Linked DNA regions of Mus musculus: all the other regions are linked to region 2. The links are chromatin loops, found by intact Hi-C in ENCODE. Cell type or tissue: heart. All regions are shown on one strand.

Region 1 (8,000 bases), 530 kb before region 2:
AGTTCAAACATGGAGTTGACTCCATAGCCTTTGAACTCAATGCTGGTCTCAGCAGGCAAGAGCCCATTCCTTGCCTTCTAGCCACACAGACTCCCAAAGGAAAGCAGCTACAAGGAAAAATTCCAAACACGACACTCTAGGATGGCGGCATATCTTAGTGGGAGTCCTCGCCTAGCATGTTTGAGGCCCTGGGTTTTGTCTCCAGCACTGGAACTACATGAAAACAAAACCAATAATAATAATAATAATAATAATATGAAATTAAAATTATGAAAGTGTGGTCAAGAGAAAGGAAATAGAGATGTAAATCAATGATTACACCTTGGCCTGGCAGATGCAGTGAAAGGCGGGGTCAAGGTACAGGGCAGAGTCCGAGGATCCTGGGGCTGTCTGGAAGGCTGGAAGTTCTCTGAAGCAAAACGACTTTGGAGTGAAGCCTTAAAGGCTCCTAAGAGATGGACAGAAAGATGCTCCAGGCAGAAGATACAGCACACAAATGGCAGGGTCCTGAAAGTGGGTGGTGTTCCTGCCAGACAGCAATAATTCACAGGAGGATGGGATGCTAGGGAAATGGAGAGCAGGGCAATGGGGTTGGGGCAAGAATCACCAGATAAAGGAGCAAGAAGGCTTTTGTATGCTAGACCAAGGAGTTCAGACACTGTGGTGCGCACCTTTAATCCCAGCACTTAGGAAGCAGAGGCAGGCAGATCTCTGAGTTCAACTCTGGTCTACAGAGAGAATTCCAGGATAGCCACTGCCACACAGAGAAACCCTGACTCTAAAACAAAACAAAAAGATGTTATCCCAGAGGCAAGGGAGAATATTACACACTGTCACAAAGAAGAGCATTGACTTGACCAGGTAACTTTCAAGGGGGCCAGGATGGGCAGCAGATTCCCAACAGCACAAGCAGGTATTGTTTCCAGGAGAGCCTGCAACACTGAGGGGTTCACTGCAGGGAGTGTGGGAGGTATCAAGGCTGAGGGAACGGACTCTGCCCGTCCATTTCTGCAGGACAGACCTTCTGGATACCAGTGGAAATCTATGCCGGAGCACTGGGATGTTGATTTCTGCAGCTAAGGAGAACGGCCAAAGCAAACAGGACACAGGGCTGACTGGGAGCTATTTACACAGTCCACTGGCAAGCATTAACTGACCACTGCTACCAAGACTTTCAATCTGAAAGCAGCTTTCCCAGAAGACTTCCTGACCAGGAAACTTGCCACCCTACCCAGTAGGTCCCGACATGCTGTGTAAAACTAGGGGTTCCAGGAGAAAAAGAGTAGGAGGAGGAGGAGACAAAGAGAAAGATAGGAGAGTCTGTCCTCTGCTGAGGAGTCTTGGGGAGCTGCCAGAGCTCTGTCTGAAGTCTGGCATGCCAGCCAGCAGCCCAGCTTCATCACCACCACGACCCAGATTATGTCATCAGGAAAAGGACACTTGGACCCCACAGGAATCCTGTGTCTTCGGGAAACTTAAGAGAAGCGCTAAGGCCCCGCCCCGAGCACCACATGCTCTTCCGTGCTCAGAACCAGCCAGGCTCTTCTAATCCTCCCGGAGAACTGCTCCAGGAACCTGCCCCAGAACCACTCTGGTCTTTTTGTCTTTCCCATGACCTTAAACGGCTGCGCTGCGACTAAAATCCTCCACCTTCTTTCTGCCTTATGCTGCCTTATGCTGTAGCTAGTTGGGTGAAGGGGAGTCATCGTTATTTGTACTAAGCATTCCCCAAGTACCAGGCTCTGTCCTAAACACTCATGATTACCAGGTAGCCTTTACTTCATTACACGGGCTCAGAGAGATAAAGAAACCAGCTCAAGGACACTCAGCTAGGAAATGACCCAGACATCCGAAAGAAAGGTTTGACTCACAACCCTAAACCCCTCCCCTGCTCCTTTGTAGCTTGCAGGGCTGTAACAGCAAAGAGCTCAGAGATGATCTACGCCAGCCCTTTTACTTCTCAGACGTGGAAACGGAAGACCTGCGAGGCCAAGTCCCACGGCAACAGACTCGGGCAGCCACATCTATACTGTGCGATCCTAGCTTGCTTCACAGGCAGGTGCTGGAACCCAGATCGGTGGTTCTCAACCTGTGGGTCACGGCCCCTTTGGGGTTGAACGATCGTTTCACAGAGGTTACCTATGACCATTGGCAAACACAGGTGATCACACCATGATTCATAACCGCAGCAAAATTTGTTACAAAGTAGCGATGGGCCGGGCATGGTGGCGCATGCCTTTAATCCCGGCACTCCGGAGGCAGAGGCAGGTGGATTTCTGAGTTCGAGGCCAGCCTGGTCTACAAAGTGAGGTCCAGGACAGCCAGGGCTATACAGAGAAACCCTGTCTCGAGAAACCAAAAAAAAAAAAAAAAAAGTAGCGATGGGATAATTTTATGGCTGGGGGAGGGGGGGCCACCACAGTGAGGAACTATATTAAAGGGTCTTGGCACTAGGAAGTTGAGAACCGCTGGGCTAGATCTTAGCACAGGGCTGATGGAAGCCAGAGTTAGGCCTCTGCTTTTCTTTCATATTCACACATATTTTTCATTCATTCTATATTCTAGCCCATCCTGCTTCACATTGTGCTTGCATATGCTAGACACTCCGTGTAGTTTGAGCTGGAAGACGACTCAGTGGGTAAGAGAGCTAAGAATGTGAGTTCCAGGGGCTGGTGAGATGCCGCAGTGGTTAAGAGCACTGACTGCTCTGACTGCTTTTCCGGAGGTCATGAGTTCAAGTCCCAGCAACCACATGGTGGCTCACAACCATCTGTGATGGGATCTGATGCCCTCTTCTGGCCTGTAGGTGTACATGCAGACAGGACGCTGTATACATAATAAATAAATACATTTTTTTTAAAAAATGAGTTCCAATCGATGGCACTTGTCTTGCAAAGGACTTGGGTTCAATTCCCAGAACCCACATAATGGCTGAGGAATGACATACATGCGTGCAAGTATTCACACACACAAAGTAAAGAAATATTTTTTTTTAATTGGGGGCTGGAGAAATGGCTCTGGTTAAGAGCACTGACTGCTCTTTCGAAGTTCCTGAGTTCAAATCCCAGCAACCACATGGTGGTTCACAACCATCTGTAATGACATCTGACACCCCCCCCCTTCCTGGTGTGTCTGAAGACAGATACAGTGACTTACATAAAAATAATAAATAAATCTTTTTTTTAAAAATGTGGCTCCATATACCCATAACTCCAGTGCCACGGGGCAGAGATAGAAAGATGTCTGTAGCTCTCTGGAGCCAGGCTAGCCTCTGGTTTACTGACAGTCCTTATCTCAAAGGAATAAGGCAGAGTGATGGAGCATGACACCCCATGTCTCCCTCTGAGTTTGTGTACACAGGCGCACACATTCATGAATGCACACACACACACACACACACACACACACACACACACTTCTTCAAATGCCTAAAAGGACATGCAATCTCCTTGCTGATTTCCAGTAAGACAGCTGAAATGCCAGAGGCCACTAGGTGGAACCAAATAATCAGAGTTGGAGACTAAGACAGCTCTCAAGCCTTGGTCCTCTCCTGTCCCCGGCCTTAGCTAGCCCACAGTACCCAAGTCCAGCCCACAGTTCTTGTGAGCTGCCTGCAGATCTGATCCAAACACAGATGGTGGTGGTACTGTGTGCTCACGGCTACCCAACACCTCCAGAGGGGCCACCTACCTGCAAAGTGCTCTCCACCCTCGGCTGCTTCTGGAAGCTTCCGGACCAGGCCGGAGGAGCACTTGCTTGGAGAACCCCAGAAAGGCACTGAAGGTGCAGAGCTGTAACAGCAAAGAGCTCAGAGATGATCTACGCCAGCCCTCTTACTTGGCTTACCTTAGCTCCTGCGTAATCTCCCCTTGACTCTCCATGATCCCAGGAATTCCCCGAGCTTCCACCTGGGAGTTTCCCCCACTGGTAGCTAAAGACTACATGCAACATGCTATGTAGGTGGGAGGGAGAGACTACATGCAACATGCTATGTAGGTGGGAGGGAGAGACTACATGCAACATGCTATGTAGGTGGGAGGGAGAGAGGGAAACAGAGACCGGGGCTCTCCCTGGCAATGAAGTAGGTGAGGACTCCTCACCAAAGAAAATAATACAAGCCCATATTTCACTGAGCAAATGCCACCTTGTACACGACTCGCAGCTGCTCAGTAGCTCAAGTGCTTAACCCTGCTTCGGCTCCTCACCCATAGCATGGGGCAGCAACAGGCTCCTGAGAAGTGGGAAGATCAAATCGGTGTGAATACTGGGGGTAATGTGGACTCACTTAAAAAAAAAAGATTTATTTATTTTATGTGTATGAGTTTTCACCTGCATGCATATATGTGTGCATATACACCTACATACATAATGTATGTGTGTGTGTGTGTGTGTATGTGTGTGTGCATGTGCACCATGTGCCACAGATCCCTTGGAACTGAAGTTATAGAATGAGCTGCCATGTGGGTACTGGGAATTGAACCCAGGTCCTCTAGAGGAGCAGCCAGTGCTCTTAACCTCTGAGCCATCTCTCCAGCCCATATGACTCACTAGCCACTAGCAAGAGAAAATTCACATCTTCCCTTGTGAGAGAGAGTGCTAGCTATGATTTTTCTTTAACAGGGCCAGAAATCAAAGCAGAAAGGCGGGAGACAGCTAAAATCGAGTATGACAGATTCTAACAGGGACATCCTGTTTCGAGAAGCCAAATAAACTAAAAAATAAAGAGCTAAAAGTTGCATATGTAGTTCATTTTACAAACATTTGTTGAGCACCTACTGTGTGTTGGGCTTTGCCCTGGCTGATCAGAGCCAGGGTGAGGCGCAGAGGAAGCCCTGGTGAAATTCACCTTTGAGCTGTGTGTGAGAGTGCGCGCCAGAACCAGGAGGATCAGCGCAAGTCTGAAGCAGCCTGGACTGTGTAGCAAATTTCCAGGCAGCCAAAGTACATCTAGGGACTAACATAAAGAGGGAGGTTGGAGAGATGGCTCAGTGGTTAAGGATGCTTGTTTTCTGTTCAGAGGACCTGAACAGATCAATGTTTAGTTCCCTGTACCTACTTCCGGTGACTAATGACAATCTGTAACTCCAGCTCCAGGGGCTCTAGCACCCTTTTCTGGCCTTTAAGGGCTCTGCACCCAGATGCACAAGCACAAATTCACATATAGACACACAAATAATTAAAAAAATAATAAATAAGTTTTCAAAATAAAAAGAGGGAACATGAGAATTGGGGTTCACCTTATTGTGAAGGATACGGCCACTAAAAAGCTGAATCTGCAAAACAGCCTAAAGGGTGGTGAAAGGCATGGAGGGAAAGGACAGGGACCCGAAAGCCCATGGGACCGCCTCACCCTTCACTTAATCGTTGGCGAGAAGTAGAGGTGCCTGGCTCTGAAGTCTCACAAGATGCTGTGACAGTAAGATGTGGTCACTGTGTGGCCTTTTATATATAAATGAAAAGGTTCGGCGCTGGGTTATGGCTTAGAGGGAAAGTAATTAGCCTGGAATGAACAATGTCCTGGCTTCCATCCCTAGCTTGCCAAAAATAAATAAATTAATTAATTAAAAAACAAAATCAAGCCGGGCATGGTGGCGCACGCCTTTAATCCCAGCACTCGGGAGGCAGAGGCAAGTGGATTTCTGAGTTCGAGGCTGGCCTGGTCTACAGAGTGAGTTCCAGGACAGCCAGGGCTATACAGAGAAACCCTGTCTCAAAAAACTAACTAACTAACTAACTAACTAACTAACTAACTAACTAACTAAATAACTAAATAACTAAATAACTAAATAACTAAATAAATAAATTCAAAATAGGGTAAATTTGGGATGGTTGTTTCTATTTTGGGGTGGAGTTTGTTTTTGTTTTTTGATGTAGATTTTCACTATGTAGCCTTGGCTGACCTGGAACTCGCTACGTAGACCAGGCTGACCTTAAACTTAGACATCTACTACCTCAGCGTCCCGTGCACTGGGATCAAAGGTGTGCACCACCATTCCTGGCAGAATTAAATAACACTTTAAATGGTAAGCCTTCTGTGATGATAACAGCTGGTACTTATCAACGTACAAGGGAGGGACAGAAACACCTGGCCATTTGCATGCAATATACATTTCCACGCCTCAGACTGCCCCAAGGGTGGGACCAGAGAGGGAACCAGGGGACTCTGATGTTCTGATTTAAACTGGGGTTCAAAATACACTCGTTAAATTTTCTTTTTATATTCAAACAGAAGGTCTCCTGTGCACAGCCCTAAGTAGGGCACGAAGGGAGGTACACTGGTCCTAGAAGAACCCAGACAATGGAGTTACCAAACATCTGGTGAACGTGATCCATGTCTTCCTATCTGGGTCCTCAGTGCCTGGCATTCAGGTAGATACTTAAAATGTTTAAGAGGACACATAAGGCAGCGTATCAGATAAAGGTGCTTGCCTCTAAGCCCAACAACCTGAGTTTCATTCCTGGGACCTACTTGGTAGAAGGAGAAAATCAATTCTTACCCATTGTCGGCTGATCGACACACTCACCGATGCACATGTGCCTATGTACACACACGTGCCTATATATGCAAAACATGTACACAGATTAATAAAATGCAACTAGAAGTATTTCTCAAAGCAAGTATGTATTGGGGGACTGGGATGTTGCTCAAACCATAGTGTTTGCCTAGGATGCTTGTTGCCTTCTAGCCTCAACTTTGTTAAAAAAAAAAAAAAAAAACTGTAACCAGGTGTGGTAATCCCAGCAGCTGGGAGACAGAGTCGAAGGTCAAAGGTCGCTCTCAGCCTCAGAGCATGTTAGAGACCAGCCTTAAAGACATGAAACTGGGTTTCCTTGGTGTTTTACTTTATTTATGTGTGTGTGTGCCTGCTTATCTGTATGTACAGCACATGTCTGCTCAAATAGGCTAGAAGTCAGCATTAGCTCCCTGGGAGCTGGAGTTTAAGCCATTGTAGCCACTTGACCTGCGTGCTAGAAACCAGACCTGGGTTCTTTGCAAGAGAAACAAAACAGGGTCTAATTTTGGAGAGCAAGTTGACCTGCAACTCACAAAGATTCACCTGCCTCTGCCTCCCAAGTGCTGCAGCTAAAGGCATGTGCTATTACACCCAGCCAGCAAATGCTTTTAAAGGCTGGGCCATCTCTCCAGCCCTGAAACTGTCTTTAAAAATCTCTAAAGGAGCTGGAGAGGTGGTACCCACATGGCTGCTCACAATTATCTGTAACTCCAGTTCAAGGGGATGCAACCCACATGTGTCATATAGACACATGTGATGGTGGAAAGGTTAGGGGGCTGGAGAGATGGCTCAGCGGGTAAGAGCACTGACTGTTCTTCCAGAGGTCTTGAGTTCAAATCCCAGCAACCACATGCTGGCTCACAACCACTGGTAATGAGATCTGATGCCCTCTTCTGGTGTGTCTGAAGACAGCTACAGTGTACTTAGATATAATAATAAATAAATCTTTAAAAAAAAAGGTTAAAAACATTTTAAAAGTAAAACTAAAAATATAAAACAAAAGTTTATTGAATGTGCATCATGTACCAGACACATGGCTACTTTTGCTGGCTAGGGTTTTTTATTGTTTTTTTTTTTTTTTAATTACTTTGACACAAGCCATGATCATCAGGGAAGAAGGAACCTCAACTGAGAAAATGCTTCCATCTCATTGACTTGTAGGCAAGACTGCGGATTGTTGTTGTTGTTGTTGTTTTTGGGTTTGTTTTTTGTTGTTGTTGTTGGTGATGGTGTTTTGGGTTTTTTGGTTTCTTTTGATGGGTGGTTGATGTGGGAGGACCCAGCCCTGTGGGCAATGCCACCTCTGAGCAGGTAGCCCCAGATGTTATAAAAAGACAAGCTGAGCAGGCCATGGGAGCAAGCTGGTCAGTTCTGTTTCAGTTCCCACCTCTAGGTCCCTGCTTGAGTTCCAGCCCTGAGTCCCCTCAGCGACGGACTGTGATGTGGAACTGTAAGTTAAACCAAACCTTTCCTCCCCACATTGCT
Region 2 (8,000 bases):
GGGAAACAGGCGTTTGAATTTGCCAGATACAGTGTGGCCCAATGGGTGATACAAGCTTTGAAGTCAATTAAGGGGGCAATAAAGCCTCACTGTCACTACTGTCACCACATCCTAAGTATTTAATGTAACCTCAGTTGTTGACTACTGAGCAGAAATGACCCTGACAGCACCCCTGTGGCAGGTTTCCAAGGAGGATGATGTGAGGTGATATTGGTGAAGCCAGTGCCTGGCTTTGACTGAGAATGTCCAAGGCTCCCCAACATCAAGCCGCCATTCACTGTATATGTGAGTGGGAGGTGTATGTGTAGGCATGTGGGTGTATGTTCATGTGATGCACATAGAAGTCAGAGGTCAACCTTGAACGCTGCTCCTCGGGGGGACACCAGCCTTGTCTTCTGAGACATGGGCATTCATTGGGACTTAGGGCTCACCACTAGGTGGCTGGCCAGTAAGTTCCAGGGATGTGTCTGTCACTGCCTCTTTAGCACTGGTATTACAAGATCAGGCCACCTGGGTGTGCCGTGTCACACATGTGGAGGGCAGAGGACAGCTTTACAGAATTGAGTCTTTCTTTCCACAGTGGTGTTTGAGGCATTGAACTTGGGTTGTCAGGTTTGGTGGTTAGTGCCTCTCTCCAGTGAACCATCTCACCAGTCTGCACCTGGAGTTTTATGTGTGTGCTGGGGGATGAGCTCACACCCCCATGCTTCTGCAGCATAGGTTTTATTTACTAGTCAAACCAGCCCCAAAGAGCCAGGCTGCTAAAGCAGTGTTTCTCAACCTGTGGGTCGCGACCCCCATACCAACCCTCTATCTCAAAAAAATATTTACATTAGGGTTCATAACGATCACAGAATTACAGTTATGAAGTAGTAACAAAAATAATTTTATGTTTTGGGGCTCACCACAACATGAGGAACTGTTAAAGGGTCGCAGCCTTAGGAAGGTTGAGAACCACTGTAAAAACCCTCCACACTTCTGGCTTCCTGGAAGAGCCTGGATTCTGAGCTCCACCCTGAAAAGTTCTGGGCTCCATTGGCCAGAAAGGGAAATTGGCTGCAGTCCAGGGGCTGGGGTGCTACCCAGAGAAGAAGATCTCTTCCCCCATTCCTATGCTGTAGACCAATGAAACTGCAAGGGCCGAGGTGGCCGCTGTGGCATTTCCAGGGTAAAAGGGCTCTGTCAAAGCTGATCTGAGTCTCTCCAACCTTCACTCGTGCCTTTTCAGGCACTCCCCCGAAATCCGAGGTGTGCTTTGGTGACTGATGGGCCAAGCTGTGACTGCCGCCTTCTTGTTAGTACAGATGTGCTTTGCAGCAGCTGTGACGGAAAGCCACACCTGTTGTCTAGATCAGCTGCTGTAACTCTACTCCTAGGAAAGCAGGCTAGTGAGAGGCCTCTTCCAAGTCCCCCTTTTCAAAGGCATGTGGAAAAGCCGGCATCTGCCCGTCACAGCAGCAGGGGAGCCTGCTTGGAAGGTCGTGGGGCCCTGGGAATCCCAGTCACTAACTGGAGTCTTCCAATTCAGCTTTACCCCAGCTGTACGCGAGCCAGAGCCCCTTCCTCGCTCCCCCATCACGTCGGAGTGGGGAAAACTGAGAAGCAGGAAGATGGCAGGGAGTCCTGCTGCTTCCAAGGAACCAGATGTTTCTAGGATCTCTGATTTCCCTGGGGACCTTCATATTTAACAAGGTGGCCTGAGCTGGAAGGATTCGGCACAAATTAGCGAACTGCAAAATGGACTGGGGACGTGAAAAAAAAAAAAAAAAAGACACCAGGGCTACGGATGAATCGGGAAGCTGAGCAGAGCTTGCTTTTCCCGGGCATCAGTCACGGAGACGCTGGCCATAGAGATCTGACACTACTACGAGAGAATTTGTTCCACTGAGCAGCGTTGGGTGTGACGGAGTTGGCGTTAGTGAGACCGGAACACCAGTCATTCCCAGAGCCTGGGGAGGCATGAGTCCCTCGCTGACATCCTGGGTACTGGGTAGAATCCAGAACCCCCAGGTCTTTGAGAAAATCTCAGCAAGATAAATCCAGGCTACACACTCTCTGTCACCTAGACCCACAAAGTAAGGCGCACGTGCCAATACACATTAAAAACCTGGCGGTGAAAAGCAGATGGTAAGCTGGCATTGCTGATGTCTGCGGTATACGCTCACATCCACATCAGCGCTTTTAATGACCACACGTCACTTCACGTTCAGGGGAGGAATCTCGGCCGGCATATTAGAATGGTGCCAAGGCCTCAGCAGGACAGCACCCTCTAATCCCCCAGCAGCCCTGGCAGCGCCCGGAAGAGATGGCGCATGTGGCAGGCAGCGCCCCGCCAGATGTAGGACACTGCTGACCCCTGCTGGTGTGGGCGCGTCTGCGGAGGAGAGCCCTAGGGAGAATTCAGACTGGAAAAAACTCGCAATCCGTCTGGGAGGGGTAGGAAGAAATACCCCAGCTCAGAATCTCCCCATCTGGAGATCCTTTGAAGAGACAAAGCAGACTTTAGAATAAAACCCAGACTGGATTTTCTGAGGGGAGTGCGACAAACTAGCGAACGAGTCCTCCCTCCAGCTTCTGTGGCCTGGAAAACCCTGGGGCCAGTTCTCTTGACGCTAAATTAGGAACCGGAACCGGGTGGTGGTGGTGCATGCCTTTAATCCCAGCACGTGGGAGACAGAGGCAGGGGGATTTCTGAGTTCGAGACCAGCCTGGTTTACAGAGTGAGTTCCAGGACAGAGAAGAAGCCCTATCTCAAAAAAAAAAAAAAAAAAAAAAAAAAAGGAAGGAAGGAAGGAAGAAAAGAAGAAAGAAAAATAAAAACTAAATTGGGAAACTTGGCAACACCCACTGCCAAATGCAATCATCAGGGAGACAAAAATAAAAGGGGGTGGAGGCGGGAGAAGGGAGAAAGACAACTTTCTCAAGTAGCTCAATAGTTTTCAGCCAGAATCATTATCTCTTTGCCTCCCCACCTCTTTCCAGAGTAGTTTCCTTATTTCAGCACAGAGACTTTGTATTTCAGCTTGATTTCTGGTGCTGTGACATTTTACCTTCCTTTCTGTGAGAGATGTTGCTATCATGGTATCTGGGTGCCTCCTGCTAAGAAACCTGGCATCTAGAGTATTTGCATCCGGTCTGAACTTTTTTTTCTTTTTCTTTTTTCTTTTTTTTTAAAGATTTATTTATTTATTTATTATATGTAAGTACACTGCAGCTGTCCTCAGACGCACCAGAAGAGGCATCAGATCTCATCACGGGTGGTTGTGAGCCACCATGTGGTTGCTGGGATTTGAACTTCGGACCTTCGGAAGAGCAGTCGGGTGCTCTTACCCACTGAGCCATCTCACCAGCCCTGAACTTTTTTTTCAAACTCATTTTACAAACAGGCAAAACACAGAACCCAACTATCCCAGGATCTCTACTGAAATAATCACAGGGACCCAAGGGGCAATTAGGGCCCTGCCAGTTCCAACAAACGCAGTCCAGAGGCCCCAGGCAGACGCAAAAGCCACCCATTGCTAAGTCTCTTTCTCTACCCAGAACTGGGTTAACAAGAACCTGCGTTCACCCCTACTGAACACTAAACACCATTGAGGGTGTATACGCAGTCCTCTACGCTGCCACCGTGTGGCCTCCTCTGGGTACTGCACTGAATTCACTCCTATCAAGGAACTGTGGCTTCTCACAACAGCCTCTAACCTGCTTGTTCCACTTCTCACCTCCTTATCATTCTCTCTTTTGTGTTATGCTGAGCATGGAACCCAAGGCCTCGAACATAAGTGCACACTCTACCATCAAACTACATCACTAGCCTCCAGTTCTCAATTTGACATCTGCAGCATTTGATGTTTGGTACGCACTTACGCTTACTTGTATAAAATTATTATGAAACATTTTAGATATATAAGATGTATAAAAAATAATACAACAAGGAATTGTTCCGGTAGTACCCTTTAGAGAATTGGACAGCAGATGTGTGTGTGTGTGTGTGTGTGTGTGTGTGTGTGTGTGTGTGTGTGTGTGGACAGACAGGTAGACAGACACAGAAAGAGGAATAGGCACATGTGCTAGTCGCTGGCCAATGCCATGTTCTCCAGGATGGGCCAGCAAGCTGAGGTCAGAGAAAGCCGGCAGTTAAAACACCAGCAGACTCAGTTTAGGTGCAAAGGCTAGGAATGCTGGTGTTCCATTTAGAAGGAAGGCAGGCAAGAGGAGTTCTTCCTGAGTGAGGAGGAACTCCACCTTCAGCTCAGCCTAGAGCATCTGATTGGACAGGCTCCCTCCTGTTAGGGAAGACTGTGTTTTATTCATTCTTCTGATTTCAATGTTAATCTTATCTCAAAACACCACAGCAGAAAGCTCCAAGATAACGTTTGACCAATTATCTGGACACCCCATGGCTCAGACAAGCTGGCGCTTTATAAATTTAACCATTATAACTGTATTGTGGAGTTTAGGAAATAAAACATTACAGATATAGTTTATGCCCCTCTTCCATTGCCTTTCTTTCTCTACCCACGAGTAAACACCATTTTGAGTTTGCTGTTCATCTTTGCCACACACAATTATAATTTTACCCTACCCTATGCTGCACATTTTAAATGATAAATTCCACAGCTTTCCTTCCTGGATCAATATTATACTGTAAGGTTCATCTGCATTGATGCATGTAAGTTTAGCTTATTAATTGCTACTGTTTTTAATATTGCATTGTTCTATAATTCATCTGTTTTATTGTATAGGGTTTTTTGTTATTTTAAATGGTTTCTATGGAAATTTTGATTTTTGTTTCTGGAGATTTGTCTTAGTTAGGGTTTTACTGCTGTGAAGACACCATGACCAAGGCAACTCTTATAAAGGACAACATTTAATTGGGGCTGGCTTACAGATTGAGAGATTCAGTCCCTTTTTATGAAGGTGGGAGCATAGTAGCATCCAGGCAGGCACAGTATAGGAGGAGCTGAGAGTTCTATATCTTCATCCGAAGGCAACTAGAAGACTGATTTCCAGGCAGCGAGGATGAGGGTCTTAAAGCCCACACCCACAGGGACACACTTCCTCCAACAAAGACACACCTCCAATTAGTGCCACTCCCTGAGCCAGGCATATTCAAACCACCACAAGAGTGACCCAAAGTTTAAACCTGGGACCTTGCCCATGCTCAGCATGCACTCTACCATCAACCTACAGCCCAGTCCTTAGCAATTCTTGCTTGCTTCGTGTGGTGCACATTCACATTCTTGACTAGTCTACTGGGAAGTGAAATTAATAGCCTTGAGTCTGGACACTTTTCACACCACTGCATCGTTGCCAACACTTGCTTGGTTACCACCCCCTTTTCATATCCACGTTGTTATGGGACCACATAACATCAGGTTTCTTAACTATGTTAGCACAGTTGACAATCGCTCGTAAGGCCATTCTTCAATAGGATCGCCTTCTACCTCTCTTAATCTTTTCCCAGTTCTGCCCTTGACTCCTTTCCCTTTGATTTGAAGAATTACATATTGTGACCAGTTACCCTTCTTTCAAGTAGACACTTTCTGCTCAGTTTTTTCCAAATTAGTGGCTTCTGTCTCTTACCACCATAATGGTTTCTAGTGAGGTATAATATATATAATTCACCCGTTTTAAGTGTGTAATTTAATGATTTTTAGAAATCAGTTTAAAGAGTTGTGTAACTGTTGCCACAGTCCAGTTTTAGAACATTTCCAACACCACAAAGCAATTCCTCCCACCCACATGCAACCAACTGCAGTTCCCACCCCTAGCCACAGACAGCCACAGATGTGCTTTCTGTCTCATAAATTTGCTTTTCTAGACATTTTATATAAACGAAATGACATGATATGAGGCCTTTTGCCTCTGTCTCTTTTCAGTTTGAAAAATGTTTTGTAAGGTTTGTTCTGGCTGAAGTTGAGCTGGTTGCTTTTCTTTACTGGAGAGTAGTGCTCCCTCAGTTGTGCTCCCTCACACGAACAGGGAACATCCCATTTGTTTGCCAGTCGGGGGAGTATCTGGCTGATGGTATATCTCTCAAGGAACGAATCTCAAGCTAGATGTGGTGGCACACACTTGCAACCCAGGACTCAAGAAGCGTATGCAGGGCTGGAGAGATGGCTTAGTGGTTAAGAGCACCGACTGCTCTTAAGAAGGTCCCGAGTTCAAATCCCAGCAACCACATGGTGGCTCACAACCATCCGTAATGAGATCTGACGCCCTCTTCTTGTGCACCTGAAGACAGCTACAGTGTACTTACATATAATAATAAATAAATCTTAAAAAAAAAGAAGCGTATGCAAGAGGATTGCCATAAGTTTGAGGTCAGCCTGGGCTGCATAGCAAGATCCTGTCTTAAAAACAAAACAAACATAAAATAATAAAGAAAAAATACAAGAGAGAGAGATGGGGGGGGAGACAAGAGGCTACAAATAATCACATAAGATGTATGTGGTATAAACATTTCATTTTTAAAAAGATTTCTTTTATTTTACAATCACCAAAACTTCATTCAACCCCCAGCTGGATAAATAAAAGAAAATCACACAACATATTATAGTACAATTGCTGGAAACCAAAGACAAAGAAAAGTCTTACAAAGAGCTATCAGGAAAAAAAATTAAAGCACATTACATACAGGAGACCAAATGGGAACTGAAAATGAGGGCTGGTGGGCGGGCTGGGGGGCTGGCTGGCTGGCTGGCTTGATTTCTCTTGCTTAAATTTTGAAGCAGGTTCTTGTTATATAGTTCCTCAGCCTTGTAAGAGCTTACAGGGCTACACTCCCATTCCCAGAATCGACACAATGACTTCCTTCTAAATAGCATTAGCACAATTTCCCCTTTTCCATATTTTTCATGGCTTTAGATATAAAGTTCACTTATTACAGATAGTAGCAAATAATTGAGTATTACTTAAAACTCCAGTCAGGTACACATAGTACTGTACTCAGTACTGTACTCAGTACTTAGGATTCCAAGCCAGGCTTCAAAAAAACGGCAGTCTGCATTAAACAACCTGTCTTTAAAAGGAAGTGTTTAGGAGGATGGAGAGATAACTTAGCAGTCAAGAGCACTTGCTGTTCTTGCAAAGGACCTGGGTTTGGCTCCTAGCACCCAAAGGCAACTCAAAACTGCCTGTAACTCCACTTCTAGAGGATCTGATGTTTGTTTTTTTTTTCTGGTCACCATGGGCACCAGGCATGCATGTGGCACACACATATACAAAATATAAATATTTTAAAAGTAGATTTATTTACTTGTTATGTGTACAGCATTCTGCCTGCATGTATTCCTATAGGCCAGAAGAGGGCGCTGGATCTCATTACAAATTGTTATGAGCAACCATGCGGTTGGTGGGAATTGAACTCAGTACCTCTGGAAGATCAGACAGCACTCTTAACCTCTGAGCCATCTCTCCAGCCCACAAAATGTACATCTTAAAAACATAAGACAAGTTTCAATGAAGTCTATAATGTTTGCATTTACTATGGACGATTAATAGGGTTAGGATTGAGCCTGTCTCCCTGCTCTCTGTTTTCTGTGTGTCTCCTCTGTTCCCTTTACCTGTTCTCTGTTGTCTGCTTTTACACTGAGTATATATATTTACATATTATATTTACATATTATATACATATAATATGTAAATGAAGAAAATACCTAATTAAAATTTTGTTTAATCCAATATATATATATACATTTCAAATGCTATCCCAAAAGTCCCCCATACCTTCTCTGCTCCCCTACCCACCCACTCCCACTTCTTGGCCCTGGCGTTCCCCTGTACTGAGGCATATAAAGTTTGCAAGACCAAGGGGCCTCTCTTCCCAGTGATGGCTGAATAGGCCATCTTCTGCTACATATGCAGCTAGAGACATGAGCTCTGGGGGTACTGGTTAGTTCATATTGTTGTACTTTTATATATCTTTTACTGACCTGTTAGCAGAAATCTCTTGCAATGTTTGTTTTTTAACCTTGGTGACTGCTTTAAATTCTGCATGT
Region 3 (8,000 bases), 160 kb before region 2:
CTCTCCCCAACCTCCTCAAAGACCTCTACCCCAACCCCTACATTTTTCCATATCAACAGAGTAGAGTAGTGTACACACACACACACACACACACACACACACACACACACACACACACACACCAGGACGACTCTTCAAAAACCAAAAATACCAAGGTTCTGGAAATGGCTTGGCCCAGTCCTGCGTATCATAGAGGTGGGAGGCCAAGGTGCAGGAGCACAGCCATCTAGGGATGGCAGAGAGACTAAGAGTGATCTGCAGACCCCAGGGTAGGCTTAGAGAGGCAAGAAGGCTTGATTTAACGGGAATGGCCGGATCTGTTCAGTGCCCTGGCTGGGATTCTCCAGAAGCGGCTACACCCTAAAGCTCCATGGGTGCCTCAGCAGTGGCCCCTAGTGGCCAGATACAGTATGACACCTTACATTTCCACAGCTGGGTCTGCTCTGTGTGTGTGTGTGTGTGTGTGTGTGTGTGTGTGTGTGTGGTATGTATGTGTGTGTGGGTGATAGTTATACTTCTGATCTCCAAGTAAATTTTCCATGCTTAGCCTTTATTAAGTTATATTTTCCAAAGAACTCACCCTACCCCTTACCCTCGCCCCTCTGTGCCCTGTTCTACCCCAGCATCCAGCCTCTCTCTCACTGTCTGCAGTGAGAATGAAGATCTGGGAAGGGATGGAGCCATTCAAAGCACTAGCGATTTGTGATGACATTAACATTACCTAAAACATTATTCTCCTGGTTATGTCCCGATGTCTTGGAGGCTGCCTCTCCGTGTCTCGGTCAACCCTGTGGTCTCAGGATGTGGTCTGGGAGGAAAATGCTGAGGTCTGTCAAAGACGGAGGAGTCTCTTCCTACTGTTCAGGATGTTTCCAACCTATGTGAGACCTCTGTGCACGTTACAGCTAAGCTTTTGCAGAGCACATCATGGCTCCCAGGATATGTGTGTGTGTGTGTGTGTGTGTGTGTGTGTGTGTGTGTATCATGTGTGTCTGAGGAGTCTCACTACAGATCATCAGTCAAATACACTTGACACACAGGTGCATGCACACAGTAATGCCGGAGCCCCATGTTTGCCCCATGTGAGGCAGGACGCTAAACATATGACTTTGTGGTATTTCATTTGATTCGTTATATTTGTCTGGATTCCAACTCCCCTATTCTTTCCATTATAATACCTTGCCTCAGAATATGCACATCTCACCAAGGTGTGTCCATACAGTCTTCTACAATCCTGCAGATACACACATGGAGTGGTTTGGGCGGTTCTACCTCCCATTGTGAGACAGGAAGGTGACTAAGACATTCATGAGGAAAAGAGGCAGTCTGCATCTGAGAAGGAAAGGTCCAGGGTGTGTGTGTGTGTGTGTGTGTGTGTGTGTGTGTGTGTGTGTGTATGTGATGTGAACAGATTCCTTCTACCTGCCCGGCATCAGACAAGGGGAACAGGCCTCCCAAGAATGCTAAGACAAGGTTTCCTGCTAAGCTAAAGAGCTGGACACCGGGGAGAAACGGACTTTCACTGTGGTGTCAAGAACATAGATCTTAGGCCGGTAGCTGTGGCTCACTAATTTAATCTGAGCATTCGAGAGGCAGAGGCCAGCAGAACTCTGAGTTTGGGGTCAGTCTGGTCTACAGAGTGAGTTTCAGGACAGCCAGGGCTACACAGAGAAACCCTGTCTCAAACTGACAAGCAAACAACAAAAACAACACAGTTTTTAGTATCAAGAAGAAAACCCAAAGATGGCCTAGTCGGCCATCACTGCAAAGAGAGGCCCATTGGACTTGCAAACTTTATATGCCCCAGTACAGGGGAACGCCAGGGCCAAAAAGGGGCAGTGGGTGGGTAGGGGAGTGGAGGGGGTGGGTATGGGGGACTTTTGGTATAGCATTGGAAATGAAAATGAGCTAAATACCTAATAAAAAATGGAAAAAAAAAAGAAAAAAAGAAAACCCACCATCTAGGTCCACCCACTGCCTCTCCGCAGCCGGGCTGGCCCTGAACAGGTTACTTCATCTTGCTACCGGTTTGCTTTCTGCTAAATAGAGAGTGGAATGACCTCACTGCAGCGAGGCTTAAGGGCCTAGCTCACTATCACACTTAGTGTAGAGCCTGGCACACAGCAAACTGCCTGGACAGACAGCTGGGATCGACCTGGCAGAAGGCAGAAGTGGGCAGACAGCGAGGCTGAAGCGCCCCACACTCGGCCACCAACCAACAGGTGGGAGCCTGTTTTCTTTTGCTGAGGCCTTAACACCTGGACCTAGTAGCATCTGAGGTATACTCAGCAAACCTCGCTGCTGCACCAGCAAGCCTGACTAGCTGCTTTTCTCAGGGCTAGTCCTGCCTGTGGGATGCACTTAGCTATAGGGACTTGCTTGAACCAGAAGGCTAAGCTGTAAGATCATACTGGACAGTGAACCTCCAGTTCAGGGTAAAAGCCCCAACAGATTCAGGCAAGTTCTAGAAGGAGGAGGCTCAGGGGGATCCATCACCCAGTAGTCAGGTTTCCCCACGATCTGTGAGGTTTTAATTATTAGCCAGCAATTAAGTAAACTGCAATAACTTTTGACTATTGAAGCTTTAATTACCTTCACCAATGTTTCAGAACCCATAAGCCATGTAGCTCAGGGGAGGGTAACTGAAAACTAGCTTGGAGCTGCACCTTCCCTCTACAAAGGCTTTTACTGTGAATGGTTGGGTGAGGCACAGGCCCCCAGGAGGGACGGAAGTGAGCCAAGAGAGGGCTTGAAAGCATTTGCCACCCTCTCACATTAAGGACGGGAAATGACCTCTCCTCTGAGCCCACAGAGGGGACTCAGGGCTGCCGTGACTCCTGGCGTGGGCTCTTTTTCTCACTGTCCAGTGCTGTGGGCTGAGACGCTCAGCTGTATCTACAGAAGAGGTAAGTCACAGCCAGAATTAACCACAGGGGATGGTCTGGGCCTTGATCCATGTAGAAATCCAGGCCAGCCTAAACGACCTGGAAACAGGAAGCACTGGGCCTCTCCATGTCTGTTTCTCTCTCACACACACATATCAACAACTCTTCAGAGGAAGAAAATTCCCTAACCCTATTTGATCCCCAGTACAGGAGTCTGATCTTTAAATTCTGGAAATCTATCACAATTTTGGCTGAAAACAAACAAACAAACAAACCCCAAAAAACAAGATTCCAGCCCTAGCCAGAAGGCCACTTTGTCCCAGGACTCACTGCAACAATGGAAAGACACTGGGGAGTTGCACACACAGCTGCCAGGACCTGTTGAGCAGTACTTTGTGTTTCAGTGGGTCAGATGTCTCTGGGAATTGGAATCTTTTTCTCCCCTCTCCTCCACTCAAAGACACAAATCTACCCACTCCGGCAAGAGCAGGCCAGGCTGGCCACCCCCAGGTTCATCCCAGGGTGCCCAGAGGCTCAGGGTTAAGCTCGGCAGTTCTGTGGGATCTGCACCAGTCACCTTGGACTGGATTCATCCCCACCCCCTGTAAACGCTGACTCGGGCACAGTAGCCGGGAAAGCTAACAATTGACAAGTGACCTGTGACACGGATCTCCCCTGCTCGAGGATAGAGCCCAGAACCTTGTCTGAGGGGCAACTCCACCCTCTTTCCTCACCCCTTCCCAAATCATCTGCTGACCTCAGAGGTCCTAGAAGGGGGCAGGGTGGGTGGGCCTCCATGCCAGAGACACCCACTGTCGCGGAGAAGGCAGGCAGGCAGGAAACTATTTATTCTGTTCCTAATCTCGTCATTTCTCTCTTCCTCCCACTTAAGTCACAATACAGGAGGCAGCTGACACGGAACCCCGCAGTGCAGCAAACCCTGTGCACCCCTGCTCCCCAAAGGAGCTCCCAGGCTTTTCCTCTTTACCTTAGAGAACCCTGAACCTACTCAGTCAAGGGGCTGCCTGGAGTTCTCCTGATGGGTGAAACATCACGAGGCACCAGACAGAGCCAGGACAAAAAAAAAAAAAAAAAAAAAAAAAAAAAAAAGCAAACGCACTGGCTATATGGGGCCATTAGACAAAAACTAGAGCTACAAACAAACTTGGGCCTAAATAAGAGAAGGATGTATATAGGCAGCTACAGCCTGGAATTTTCCAGGCAGGGGTCTCCCCAGTTCATGTGCAGTTTTGATTTTCTTTTCTTTTTCGTTTTTTTTCTTTTTCCTTTTAAAGATTTATTTATTTATTATATGTAAGTACACTGTAGCTGTCTTGAGATGCGCCAGAAGAGGGCATCAGATCTCATTACAGGTGGTTGTGATCCACCATGTGGTTGCTGGGATTTGAACTCAGGACCTTGGGAAGAGCAGTCAGTGCTCTTAACCTCTGAGCCATCTCTCCAGCCCCACCCCCCCAGTTTTGATTTTCATTGAGGTAAAAGTCCCAAGGGAACACCATCAACCGGCTGTGGAACTTGGGTAAATGACTTCTCCCCGGGCCCCAGTTTCCTGATCTGTAAGTAAGGGAGCGGTGTAGTTGACTAAGCTCTGCCAGTGTGGTCCTGTGACTTTGTGCTAGGCTGAGGTCTGTATAATGCTCAACCCGAGAGTTTTTGGTTTAGCCGGCTGGAGGTGGCTCCGGAAAAATCTGCTGCGTTGCCAGCTCCAAAATCAGGTGCTGTGACCAGAGGGTTGTCCTACTTTGCATTTGTGTAAACGTTGCGAGAACAGGAGACCCGACAAAGCACCAGAGCTCAACACCCCCACATCCCCACTCAAAGTGATGGAGAAACACTGCTGGCACAAGTCAGCTCTCTGCTCTCTTTCCGGAAACACAGCCACCAAAATCTTGCCAGGTCTTTGGGACTTGTTGCAGAGAACAACCACACGGGGGTGCTATGGGTCCTTAGCCGCCTGCAGCCTCCCTTTGCATTGATGCCGCAATGCTGTAAGAAGGGCAGCTGTCTAGCTCTCAGGGCTTGGGAGAAGTTGCCCAAAGGCCTCTCCCTCTGAATTCTGCTTAGGATTGCTTCTTTCCAGGCGCTGCACTCCTGGGGCAGACATTCTTCGTAACCCCCAGTCCCCACCCTGGCTAGGTTAGCACATTTGGAGAAGAGCCCAGAGTTTGCAGCATTGATTTTGCTACACCATCTACCCAGGTGCATGCCCTGTTCCTAGTGGACCACTTTAAGAGCAGGGCCTGGCTTACCCAGTAGGCTCTGGAGACCCACAGACTCCCCTGGCAAGCTCATATTCAGAGCCAAAGTTTGAGAGAGAATCCAGCTTGCCTTTCAAAACAATGAGCAACCTGGAGACCTGTGTGGGGTCCGAGTCTGTTCTCTGGAGGTCTCATTTCTGCTCTTTTGCAGTGTGCTTGGGCGGGTGGCTTTCTGGAAGAGGAAGGAGGACAGACTCCTTCCATTATGACCCCCATCAGGATCCTTTTGGGAAGAGAGGAGGTCTCTGCAGTGAGCTGAAGGCAGAAAGCTCGCTGCAATGGTGTGCAGCTCAGCTTCACTCTGCAGCCTTTGGCAAAGAACTTGGGGAGTAAGCTTACAGGACCAGGGGACAGCTACTTCTCAATGGCTCACACTTGGGGAAGGCTTTGCTAGATCCAGGACAATTAGACCAGAAGAGGACCCTGTTTGGAATAACTGTTGTAAGGTCAGTTTGCCTGTCTGTCTGTCCTTCCTTCCCTCCCTCTCTCCGTCTCTCTTTGTTTTGTTTGTTTGTTTGTTTTTGAGACTGGATTTCTCTGTGCAGCCCGGGCTGTCCTAGAACCTACTGGGCAGACCAGGCTGGCCTCCAACTCAGAGATCCACCTGCCTCTACCTTCTGAGTGCTGGGATTAAAGGCCTGTGCTGCAGCTGCTGCCACCACCACCTGGCTAGGTCTATTTTTTTCTATTACAATTCTAAAAAAATTCCTCCCACCCCTTTTCCTTTGAACACCAGGTAACAGGGTAAGAGAGGATTCTGAAGATTTGACACTAGACTGGGCTTGTGAGCAGGTCTCCGGCAGAGGAGACAGTCTGCCTGTCTCAGACACTGGGGCAGGTCGCTGCTAAGGGCAAGCATGGGATCTCCTGCCCGGTGAACCTCAAGGTTTACCTTTACTGGAAATGCTTCCTATTTTAACAATGCCCAGAGCCTTCCTGTGACACCCTGCGCTGAAGATGATGAGGTCTCTTGTGCAGCAGCTTCTGGGAACAGGGAATGGTTGTTATAGCAACAGTTTACACAGCAGAGAGCCATCTGCAGGGAGTCAGAAGAAGAGGAGAGGGGCTGGGATCAGGCATGCAGAGCACTGGAAGAGGCCTGGGGGATTTCTGGCTGTGACCCCAGTAATCCTAGGTGGTGGCGAACTCTTCTGTCTCTGATACCAGGTACTGTCCTAGAGGCTTTATGGATATGAACCCTGTTTGGTTGCAGGACACGCCTGGGCCAGTCTATTTATTACCCCCGATTTCATAGCTGAGAAAACCAGAGTTCATGGCAGCTGAGACTGCTGCCCAGGATGACACAGCAGCACATGGCAAAGCCAAAATGTGAAAGCAGATGGTCTAGCCTCGTCCAATCCTGGCACCACGAGCTAGAGAGGGTGAGATATGCAGACGAGGCTCAATCACACGCCATAAAGTCCACTTTTTAAAATATATGATTCCATGGCTTCCAGCATGTCTGTACATCATCACTCATGTAATTTTATCACCCCCAGTGTATGGCCTGTACACTAAGCACACACCTGCCATCCTCTCCTTCCTCTAACTCTGGCAAATGCTAGTCTGCCTTCTGACTCTGTAGGTCCACCTACTCAGGATCCTTCACACAAACAGAATCACACACCTTTGTGGTTTCTGTCACTCTGCACTGCCTTCCAAGTTGGTCTACGCTGTAGTATGTTTCACCCCTCTGTTCCTTTTCATGGCTGAATAATATTCTACGGTGTGGATAATATTTGCTTATCTAGCCATCATTTGATGGACATTGGCTTCATCTTTATTTTTTGCCCAGTATGAATAATGCTGCCATGAAAGTCACATATGTGTTGACGTCTGCTTCTCTTTCTCTTGAGTGTATGCTTAGGCGTATACGTGTTATATTCCTAATGTGCTTAGGATCATGTGGTAGTTGTGTGTTTAACACTTTGAGGAACGGCTACACTGTCATCTAAGGTGTCTGTATGCTGTCTCTTTCTGGCTTCTGCCCAGCCTCAGCAACACTTGCTACTGTCTATCACACCTTGGCCAGCCCAGTGTGCCAGGCTATCTCACCATAGATCCAATATGTGTTTTTTGTTTTGTTTTGTTTTTTTCTGATTTAAGAATGTTGAACACCTTTTATATTTGAGCTAGCTAAGGTGTAATTCCCTCAACGGCATTAGCCACACTTTCAAGTTCTCGACAGTGACCTTGCCACGTTGGCTACATAACCATTGCAGCCTAGCCACAAAGCATTCCTGGAAGTGCTAGGCACTGTGTGACATGTCAGAGTCCGTTGGAATGAGGCTGTGTAATGCCACCAGCTCTTTCTCCAGAAGTCTCACACACCCCCTGCCCTGAGCCTCCCTTCATTCCTCCAGAATCAGCCCCCTGGGTGGGATTACATCGTGTGTCCCAGCTTTTGCACACAATCCAGTCCATTATACGGGTGCGCCCATCTTCAGGTTCTCAGGGTTCTCACACTGGGAGCCAAAGTGGGTCAGACATAAACTTGCCAAGAGCATGACTAGATCTAGTGGCAATCAGGAGCAGAAGCTAAAACCTAGCTAAATATGTGGCTGCCTTTCATGTAGCTCCACCCCCAGGACGGGGCCTTTCTCCCTCAGACCTGTTCCTATAAGATGCCACCCTTCCTCCCAGAACCTGTCAGTGGCAATGACTCTGTCAAGATGGCAAAGCTGTGGCCCTCAGACCAGGCCTGACAATGGAGGGTGTAGGACTGATTTTAAAGATTCTGAGGGAGAAAGCTGAGGGTAAAATTTGGGCTTTGTAGGGTTGCCCCAGAAAAAGGGGATGCCCCCAGCCATGGAAGCTATTCACCCCTCCAGCTCCC

Evidence for each region. A loop is a pair of places that touch in the nucleus more often than their neighbours do. Peaks named below come from ENCODE experiments on the same cell type or tissue, not always from the same donor. Only the 100,000 strongest peaks of a DNase experiment are listed, where the experiment ranks them.
Region 1: a loop joins it to region 2, with 4 times the contacts of the local background. A loop is called at or near these places in 5 of 42 quality-filtered maps.
Region 3: it touches region 2 in a loop (6-fold over the local background); 10 of 42 quality-filtered maps call a loop at or near these places.

Annotation. Positions count from the first base shown.
Region 1 is chr1:135,168,630-135,176,629 of GRCm38, forward strand. No RefSeq gene overlaps it. Among named protein-coding and RNA genes, the nearest start is that of Gpr37l1, 4.9 kb to the left of the region's middle. In heart, CTCF peaks have their summits at 2,791 (motif pointing left) and 3,503 (motif pointing right); DNase peaks (open chromatin) are centred at 1,202 and 3,642; H3K27ac peaks cover 298 bases; H3K27me3 peaks cover 3,742 bases.
Region 2 is chr1:135,697,199-135,705,198 of GRCm38, forward strand. No RefSeq gene overlaps it. Among named protein-coding and RNA genes, the nearest start is that of Gm32835, 13 kb to the left of the region's middle. In heart, CTCF peaks have their summits at 430 (motif pointing right), 3,627 (motif pointing left) and 7,302 (motif pointing right); DNase peaks (open chromatin) are centred at 1,373, 1,923, 2,333 and 3,613; H3K4me3 peaks cover 1,417 bases; H3K27ac peaks cover 1,491 bases.
Region 3 is chr1:135,540,113-135,548,112 of GRCm38, forward strand. All of the region lies in intron 1 of Nav1 (neuron navigator 1), which reads right to left. Among named protein-coding and RNA genes, the nearest start is that of Gm32940, 32 kb to the left of the region's middle. In heart, CTCF peaks have their summits at 368 (motif pointing left) and 4,839; DNase peaks (open chromatin) are centred at 369, 2,909, 3,389 and 4,899; H3K27ac peaks cover 2,534 bases.